Regions from separate parts of the Homo sapiens genome. Here region 2 is linked to region 1. The links are chromatin contacts, found by Hi-C in ENCODE. All regions are on one chromosome and are shown on one strand. The core of a region is the stretch at or near the end of the contact, and the rest is flanking DNA. Distances in the headings are between cores, read along the strand shown.

Evidence for each region. Hi-C counts contacts between places; a loop is a spot of excess contacts on that map. Pooled maps may share reads with other maps.
Region 2: a loop to region 1 is called in a map of naive thymus-derived CD4-positive, alpha-beta T cell, with 19 times the contacts of the local background. The contact joins the promoter of CDV3 here to the promoter of ZXDC in region 1. A Hi-C loop is called at or near these places in 2 of 168 maps with a recorded cell type or tissue (CD4-positive, alpha-beta memory T cell and naive thymus-derived CD4-positive, alpha-beta T cell) and 5 of 50 pooled maps.

The regions. Positions count from the first base shown.
Region 1 is chr3:126,474,183-126,478,131 of GRCh38, forward strand. ZXDC (ZXD family zinc finger C) reads right to left here and starts at 1,709. Exons shown (of 10, transcript NM_025112.5): 1 at 777-1,709. The coding sequence starts at 1,683. RefSeq lists an enhancer at 56-581 and silencers at 1,139-1,398, 1,469-1,978.
Region 2 is chr3:133,570,987-133,574,935 of GRCh38, forward strand. CDV3 (CDV3 homolog) reads left to right here and starts at 2,700. Exons shown (of 5, transcript NM_017548.5): 1 at 2,700-3,298. The coding sequence starts at 3,059. RefSeq lists enhancers at 1,689-1,928, 1,871-2,372, 2,029-2,198 and silencers at 2,579-3,118, 3,139-3,248, 3,279-3,668.

The sequences.
Region 1 (3,949 bases), core at 459-2,958:
GCCTCCCGAGTAGCTGGGACTACAGGCGCCCGCTACCACGCCCGGCTAATTTTTTGTAGTTTTAATAGAGACGGGGTTTCACCGTGTTAGCCAGGATGGTCTCGATCTCCTGACCTCGTAATCCGCCCGCCTCGGCCTCCCAAAGTGCTGGGATTACAGGCGTGAGCCACCGCGCCCAGCCACCAGCAGTGGACTTTATCCACAAGGCTCGGCCTCTGTCTCTTCATCTGTAAAAGAGGACAGTTTTTAACCTTCACAGACGGCTAATTTTTAAAACTTCACAAAACTGTGAGGTTCAACGGAAATCAAAGTGCAAAAGGCAAAAAAAGCCAGGATGTGCGCACACCTGTGGCTATCCTCCCAGCGTGTTAAGGTCCTGAATCTGGCCACATTCATCTCTGCTCCTCTAGCACGGAGTGTGCACCCCGTAAACAAATGACGAGACTGAGGAAAATAAAGACCTGACACATAGCTCCGTGCCACTCTGTGAAGATGCGTGCCGCTTTCATCAAGCACAAGCAGGTTAAGGATATCTGTTGCCGCCACCTTTGGGAAGCGCAGCTGTGGTGATCTGCGCTACCTGCCATCGGAATCCCTGCGGCAGGGCAGGGCCAAGATCTCAAATCGAATGACATGGAAGGAGCTAGAATACAAATCCCGAAGAGCCTGCGTCCCCGGCTTGCTAAGGTCTGGCAGGCCCCTCTGTGGGGCGGACGTGGCACCCCAGACCTGCCTGCAACACCGCGCAGCCCGCCCGCCCCCGAGAGCGCGGTTACCGGGAAAGTCACACTTGTAAGGGCGCTCGGGCTCGAAGTGGCTGCGCTGGTGGGAGCTGAGCTTGGCGTGCGTGGGGAAGCGCTCGGCGCACACCTCGCACTTGAACAGGCTCTCCTGCTCGTGGCCCTTCATGTGCGCCTTGAGGTTATAGACCGTAGTGAACTTCTTGCCACAGCCGCCCACTGGACAGCCGAAGGGCCGCAGCTTGTCGTGCGACTGCAGGTGCCGCTTGAGCTTGTAGGACGTTGTGAAGGCCCAACCACAGCCCTCCAGTGGGCACTTGAAGGGCCGCCGGCCCTGACCGCCGCCGTGCGTGAGCAGGTGCACCTTGAGCTGGTGCTTCTTGGCGAAGGCCAGCGCGCACTGCGGCTCGGGGCAGCGGTAGCCGGGCGTGCTGGGGCCGGAGGCCTGGGGCGCGCGGCGGGGAGCGGCGGCGCCCGCGGTTGCGGGGCCGGGCGGCGCAGACAGCGCGAGGACGCCGCGGTCGAGACGCACCAGCAGGTCCTGGCTGCTGATGGTGACGGCGCCCGCCGGGGCTACGCCAGGGCCGGGGGGGGCGGCCGGGCCGCTGGGGCCCTGCTCGGGGCGGCTCGCCAGGTTGACACGGGAGCCAGGCTCGGCCTCCTGTGATCCGGCAGCCTCGGCGGCAGCGCCGCCGTGCGGCACTTCCAGCAGCACCAAGAAAGAGTCGCCGTCGCTGTCGTCCTCGGCGGGCGGCGGGCTTGGCCCGGAGGCCTCCCCGGGCCGCGCCCCGGGCCCGCCATCTTCAGGGCCCCGCACCAGTAGCAGGCGGCGGCGCGCGGGGCTCGCGCCGAGCGGCGCTGGGGCTCGGCGGAGCGGGCCGGGGCCGCCGCCATGTTGCCCTCCGCGCGCAGTCGGGGCGGGGAGCAGCGCCGGGAGGTCCATCTTGGTCCCAGCGACGGCGTCGGAGCAGCTTCGGACGCAGAGCTGCCCGCGCCCCGCCCAGGTGTGCGTGCGCCGCCCCGGGACGCGATCCGCGCCAAGCCCCGGCGTAGAGTCCGGCTCGGAACCGCGCGTGCGCGGACGCCGCCGGGCGATGCGCGAGGCCTGCTGGGCTGACGTGACGTGAGGCTGGGCTGCGGGGCGCCGGAGGCGGAGGCGGGGGCGGGGCGCCGGGACCGACTAGGGCGGGGCGCGGGGTCGGGGGGCGGGGCGCGGGGTCGGGGGGCGGGGCGCGGGGTCGGGGGGCGGGGCGCGGGGTCGGGGGGCGGGGCGCGGGGTCGGGGGGCGGGGCGCGGGGTCGGGGGGCGGAGCGCCGGCACCTACGAGGGCGAGCGGCGGGGCACGGGACCGACAGGGGACGGGGTGAGGCTCCCAACGCTGAGCGATTCCTTCTCGTTCCCGCTGGCGTGGAAGACGAGGCTTGTCTTGACTTCGAATCGTATTAATATTTCAGACACTTAACAGGCAACCTCTCGTAGGCATTGACTGCGTCCCAGGGGCTGTACCTGTCCGAGCTGATTAAGCGTGCGCGGTCACCCAGGGGTGAGGAAACAGGGACGGCGAGCTCGAGTCACTCGGCAGCCGGCAGATCCAGGATTCGAACCTGTCCAACAGGCCGGACGCCTACCCCCAGCTCACTTAAGTGCAAGCTCGCCTGCCGCCGCTGGCGCACAGACCTCGTTTGCTTTGGCCCAGGTCCTTGCTCGGCACACGGGGCCTCCCTGATACGCAGGACCCCTGCCTGTATTTCCAACTGTATTTCCTACTAAACTTGGCACAACCTCACTCTGCAACAGCTTAATTACTTACTGTTTCCGGTCCTCACCCTCCCCCACCTCACCGTACACCTCCGCATTCAATCTGGACTCCTCCACTTCAACTTCACCACCACTCAGATCCAAACCCGCACTTTATTCCTGGGTACCTGAAAAATAACTACTAGCTGGTCATCGGTCTCCCTCCGCTCCACTCGCTCCCATCCACGGGGCACCGTTTTATGATCTAAAAATTGCACATCAAATTATGCTCACCTCCACCTTGCTCCCGAAGGCGCCTATGGCCTTGCTAGTCTACCCTCCCCTACCTGTTTGCCCTCACTTCCCGCCACTCTCCCGCTGCCCCCCCCACCCCTCCCCCGCACCCCACCTCTTTTTCCCAGTTCATCCAGCAAGCCAAGCTGGTTCCAGCCTCAGAGACTTGGCGCAGCTGATCTCTGATTCCTCTGGGAGGACTCTGCGCCCCTTCTGATCCAAAGCACATGCTTACCCAGTCCCGTATTCCCACCTCTGTCTGATCTGTTTGCTCTTAGAGCTCTCATCACCCGTTGTTTTGTTGAGTTCCTTCCCTGCTCCTTCACTGTCTCTCCCTCTCTGGAATGTAGGCTCCTGGAGCCCAGGAACTGTGTCCTATTCACTGTGTGTGCCCAGGAAGACTCTTGGTGCATATTTGTTAAATACATGAATGCTTTATTATTAAGAGTATTTTTTTAAGTAACACAAATTATAATATTAAAAAGAATAGGATACATCTATTATATATATCAGTTTATGCCGAAAACATATTGTTCCTAGACCATTCAGTAGAGGAAAGAATAGTCATTTCAATAATGGCGGCACTGGGACAACTGGATCTCCACATGCAAAAGAACCAATTTGGACGTGTATCTCTCATCAGAGGCAAAAATTAACTCAAATTAGAGCAAAAGCCTACACGTAAGACATAAAACTATTTGAAGAAAAGTAGGTGTAAATCTATGTGACCCTGGATTAGGGAATAGTTTCTTAGATATAATATTGAAAGCACAAGAAAGAAAAATAGATAACTTGGACTTCATCAAAATTAAAAACTTACTCAGGTAAAAGGACACCAATAAGACAGTGAAAAGACAACTCAGAATGGGAGAAGGGTGTGCAAATCGAATATCTGATAAGGATCTACTATCTGGAATATATAAAGAACTCTTAGCAAGAAGACAAACAGTCCACTTTTTTAAAAGGCAAAGGTTTGAATAGACATATTTCTCCAAAGAAGATAATACAAACAGCCAATAAGCAAATAAAAAGAGGCTCAACATCACGAATCATTAGGGAAATGCAAATCAAAACACAGTGAGATACAACTTCACACCTACTCAAATAGTGGTAATTTTTTTAAAAACAGGATATAGAAAAATTGGAACTCTCACATATGGCTGGTGGGAATGTATAAC
Region 2 (3,949 bases), core at 1,450-3,949, 7.1 Mb after region 1:
TCAGGGCACTGTGCAACCAATCTGGAGAAGGGTGGTAGGGGAGGTTTAAAAGGAGCAACTGATGGGAACAGATGCTGTCAATTTTAGGGCAGGTGATTCAAAGAGGAAGGGACCAGCTTCACAGAGGAGAGAATTACTACAAACAATGACACAACCACAAAGACACTGGTCTCTCTACTGGCCTGACCTGAATTTCTTACACATGATCAAGTTCTGGGATCATGCCATCAATCACACTGAAAAATGTAGTGGGAAATTCTGCAGCGTCAGCCCTCAACTACTGTTCCTTCTGTGTATTTTCTCAAGTCATTAATTCTTTCAAGACAATGATGAATTGATAAGGACTTAAGAAAGATATAAATAACTGAAACTTATTTATATCTAGATCTTCTCTTCTAGATTATAAGGGAATTGAATGCAGGAATCACAAATTACTCACTTTTGAATAAAGCACTTTGCCCGAAATATAGCAAAATAAGTGCTTCATAGATGAGGAAAGAAAGAGAGGGAGAGGGCCGGGCATGGTGGCTCACACCTGTAATTCCAGCACTTTGGGAGGCTGAGGTGGGTGGATCACGAGGGTCAGGAGTTTGAGACCAGCCTGGCCAACATGGTGAAACCCCGTCTCTACTAAAAATACAAAAATTAGCTGGGTGTGGTGGCGGGTGCCTGTAATCCCAGCTACTCAGGAGGCTAAGGCAGGAGAATCGCTTGATCCTGGGAGGCAGAGGTTGCAGCGAGCTGACATGCCATTGCACTCCAGCCTGGTGACAAGAGCAAGACTTTGCCTCAAAAAATAAGTAAGTAAATAAATAAATAAATAAATGAAAGAGAGGGAGGGAGGAAGGAAGAAAGAGGGGGGAGGAAGAAAAGAAGGAAAGAAAAGAGGAAGGGAGAAAAAAGAAGGAAAGAAAAAAAAGAAAGAAAATAAATTTGATTAGCGATGGTAAGGGAGGGTGATGGTGATGGGCAGTACTGAACCTGGCCTGCATCACAGGAAGATATATGTTGTCATAGAAGGAAGTCACCTTGGGAGCTGTTCATGTTTGGGGAATAGTATATGTATAAGCTCAAGCTACTTGCTGGCCAAGGCTAGGTCCTTGATTTCTTTTGACATTCAGAAGTTAGACTTTTTTTTTTTTTTTGAGACGGAGTTTCACTGTTGTTGCCCAGGCTGGATTGCAATGAGGCGATCTCGGCTTACTGCAACCTCCGCACCCCCGGGTTCAAGCAATTCTCCAGCCTCAACCTGTAGCTGGGATTACAGGCGTTAGCCACTACGCCCGGCTAATTTTCGTGTTTTTAGTAGAGACGGGGTTTCATTATTTTGGTGAGGCTGGTCTCGAACTCCTGACCTCAGGTGATGCGCCTGCCTCGGCCTCCTGAAGTGCTGGGATTACAGGCGTGAGCCACCGCGCCCAGCCAGAAGTTAATTCTTTAATAGCAGTGTAAGTAGGGGGTAGGAAAAGAGAAACTTTAATGGGGTAACTGTAAAGGAAAAGACGAAGAAGTCTCTCCATTTACTGGCTGGATTCTATCTACCCCATATGGCTACCAACATTTGTCTGAGTCATTTCCTCAATGGTTGTGACAGCTCCCTCTTCTGCTTTTAGAAGGAGGAAGTAGAAAGTTTAAGAGCTTACTTTAGACCACCTTTTGCATATAGAATTCATTTCATTTTCAAGGCCCCAAGGGTATTTAAATGGGCTTTAAACCCATTTAAACCTGGCTTTCGCCTGGGCATTTTGGTCTCCACCCCTATGATAAGACAGTCCCCTCCTTTTATCAGGGATAGAAGCTAAGGATAAACTGTATCATCATCTAGACTCAAGTCAGGGCGTTAAGCAATGTGCTGAGCAGCTAATAATGTTGACTCTCTTCCCTCCATCCCCCTATCTTGTAAGAAATAGTATACCCACTTTACAGATTAGGGACTTGACGATAGGATTTATTGAACTTGACCTTGGTAAACATAATCCAGAGGGTGGAGTTCAGACAAAATCCCTTTCTACCTACCAACCAGCCTATGAAAGATCTTTTAGTAAATGGGACCTAAACTTCAGGCTCACTGCTCCTCTCACTTTCACAATCAACCGGTAAAGAAGAAAAGTAATGGTTGCCACTCCAGAGGGGGTGGAAGTACAGAAGCGATCAGAGGAGAGGAACAATCTTTAACACAGTTGGCTTAACGCAGTGCCTGTCCGTTTCGCGACAGTTCAAACGACTACTATGGGGCCACGGTTTGTTCTGGGCCAGGAAACACACGTGCATCCTGCGCATGCGTCCAAAAGGAACCCACTGCCCCTCCTGCTGGACCTCTTTAGCCAAGTCATCAACCAGCCCTCAACATGCCCGCCCTCAAGACTAAACCCTCGGCCAATCGGGAAACCGGAGTCGCCCGGCACGTCACTTATTTTGCATATGCCCTCCTCTCCCCGCCCCCATGCTTGGACTCCGCCCCGTCTGGGTCAGGGATTGTCACCTAAGAGCTTCGTCCTGGCACCTGATTGGCTCTCTTTCCAGCTCCGCCTCCATCTCCTCCCGCCGCCCGCCCCTTGGCGATCCCACAGCGGCAGGCAGAGCAAAATACGCAGGCGCAGGCGCTTCCTCTCTCTTCTAGCGGCCCGCCCTCCCTCCTCCCTCTCCCTCCCCTCCCCACTCCCTTCCCCTCCTCTCCAGGCCTGCGCGCGCGCCTCTTCCTCCGGCACGCGCCGCTGCTAGCCGAGCACTCTCGCCAGAACCTCTGGCTCGCGCGTGCCTTTTCCCCTCAGGTTGTGGGGAGAGCGGAATCCTGCTCCGCCGTCGCAGCAGCAGCGGCAGCCCCGGCAGCCTCGGGCGACAGCGGCGGCGCGCGAGCCCCCGGGCGGACCGTACCACCGCTCGCCAGCACGCAGGGGGAGCCGCCCGTCTCGCCGCGCACGCCTCGGCGACCCCGCGGGGCTGAGGCGTCGCCGCGCCCGGCAGCGTGAGCGCAGAGCCGGCCTCGACCCCGAGCTCGGAGCCCCGCGGGCCGCGCCCGCCGCCGGCCCCACCCATCCGGGTCGAGGAGGCCGAGGCCATGGCTGAGACGGAGGAGCGGAGCCTGGACAACTTCTTTGCCAAGAGGGACAAGAAGAAGAAGAAGGAGCGGAGCAACCGGGCGGCGAGTGCCGCGGGCGCAGCGGGCAGCGCCGGCGGAAGCAGTGGAGCCGCGGGTGCGGCGGGCGGCGGGGCGGGCGCGGGGACCCGGCCGGGTGACGGCGGGACCGCCAGCGCGGGGGCTGCGGGCCCAGGGGCCGCCACCAAGGCTGTGACGAAGGTGAGGGGCCGGGAGGCCGGCACTCGGGGCCCGGGCCGCGCGCCGGCGCCCCATGTGCCCGCCCCCGCCTGCCGGGGAAGCGTCCGGGAGGGGCCGCGGAGGCCGGGCGGACGGGCGCGGGCCGCCACGTGACGCAGGCTCTCCACCTCGGGCTGGGCTCGCCAGGGCCGGGACCCCTTCCGATATCCGCGGTGGAGCCGCCCTTCCCACCCCGCGTCGCTCGGCGTTAGCCAAGGCCCGGGCGGCGCCACCCTCCGGGGGCACTAGGTCTGGGGCCGCAGTGCCCAGCACAGAGCAGCGTTTATCGGGTGACGTCTAGGCTGAGTAATTCCGTGTGCTGACCTCAGCCCAGTAGTTTGAGCTGAATTTTCGCTTTCAGCAGCCGCATTTGTAGCAGCTCTTTTGTGATGACTTAGTCTCTAAGCCCGTGAAAGAAAAAGAAAACTCTCGGTGGCAAGGTTGAAGTAGAAATGTAGTTGTGAAATTCCTATTGACTTCTTCCTTCGGCTTTTCTTAGTTGCTTAAAGTAACAGCTCCCATGCAGGAACCCAGCGGAAGTATAGTGTTAGCCTACGAGCATGTTTGTCCTCCATTTAGCCTAGTTTGCCCCAGAACGAAGCAAGGGCTTTGACCAGAAGACAAGTACATACT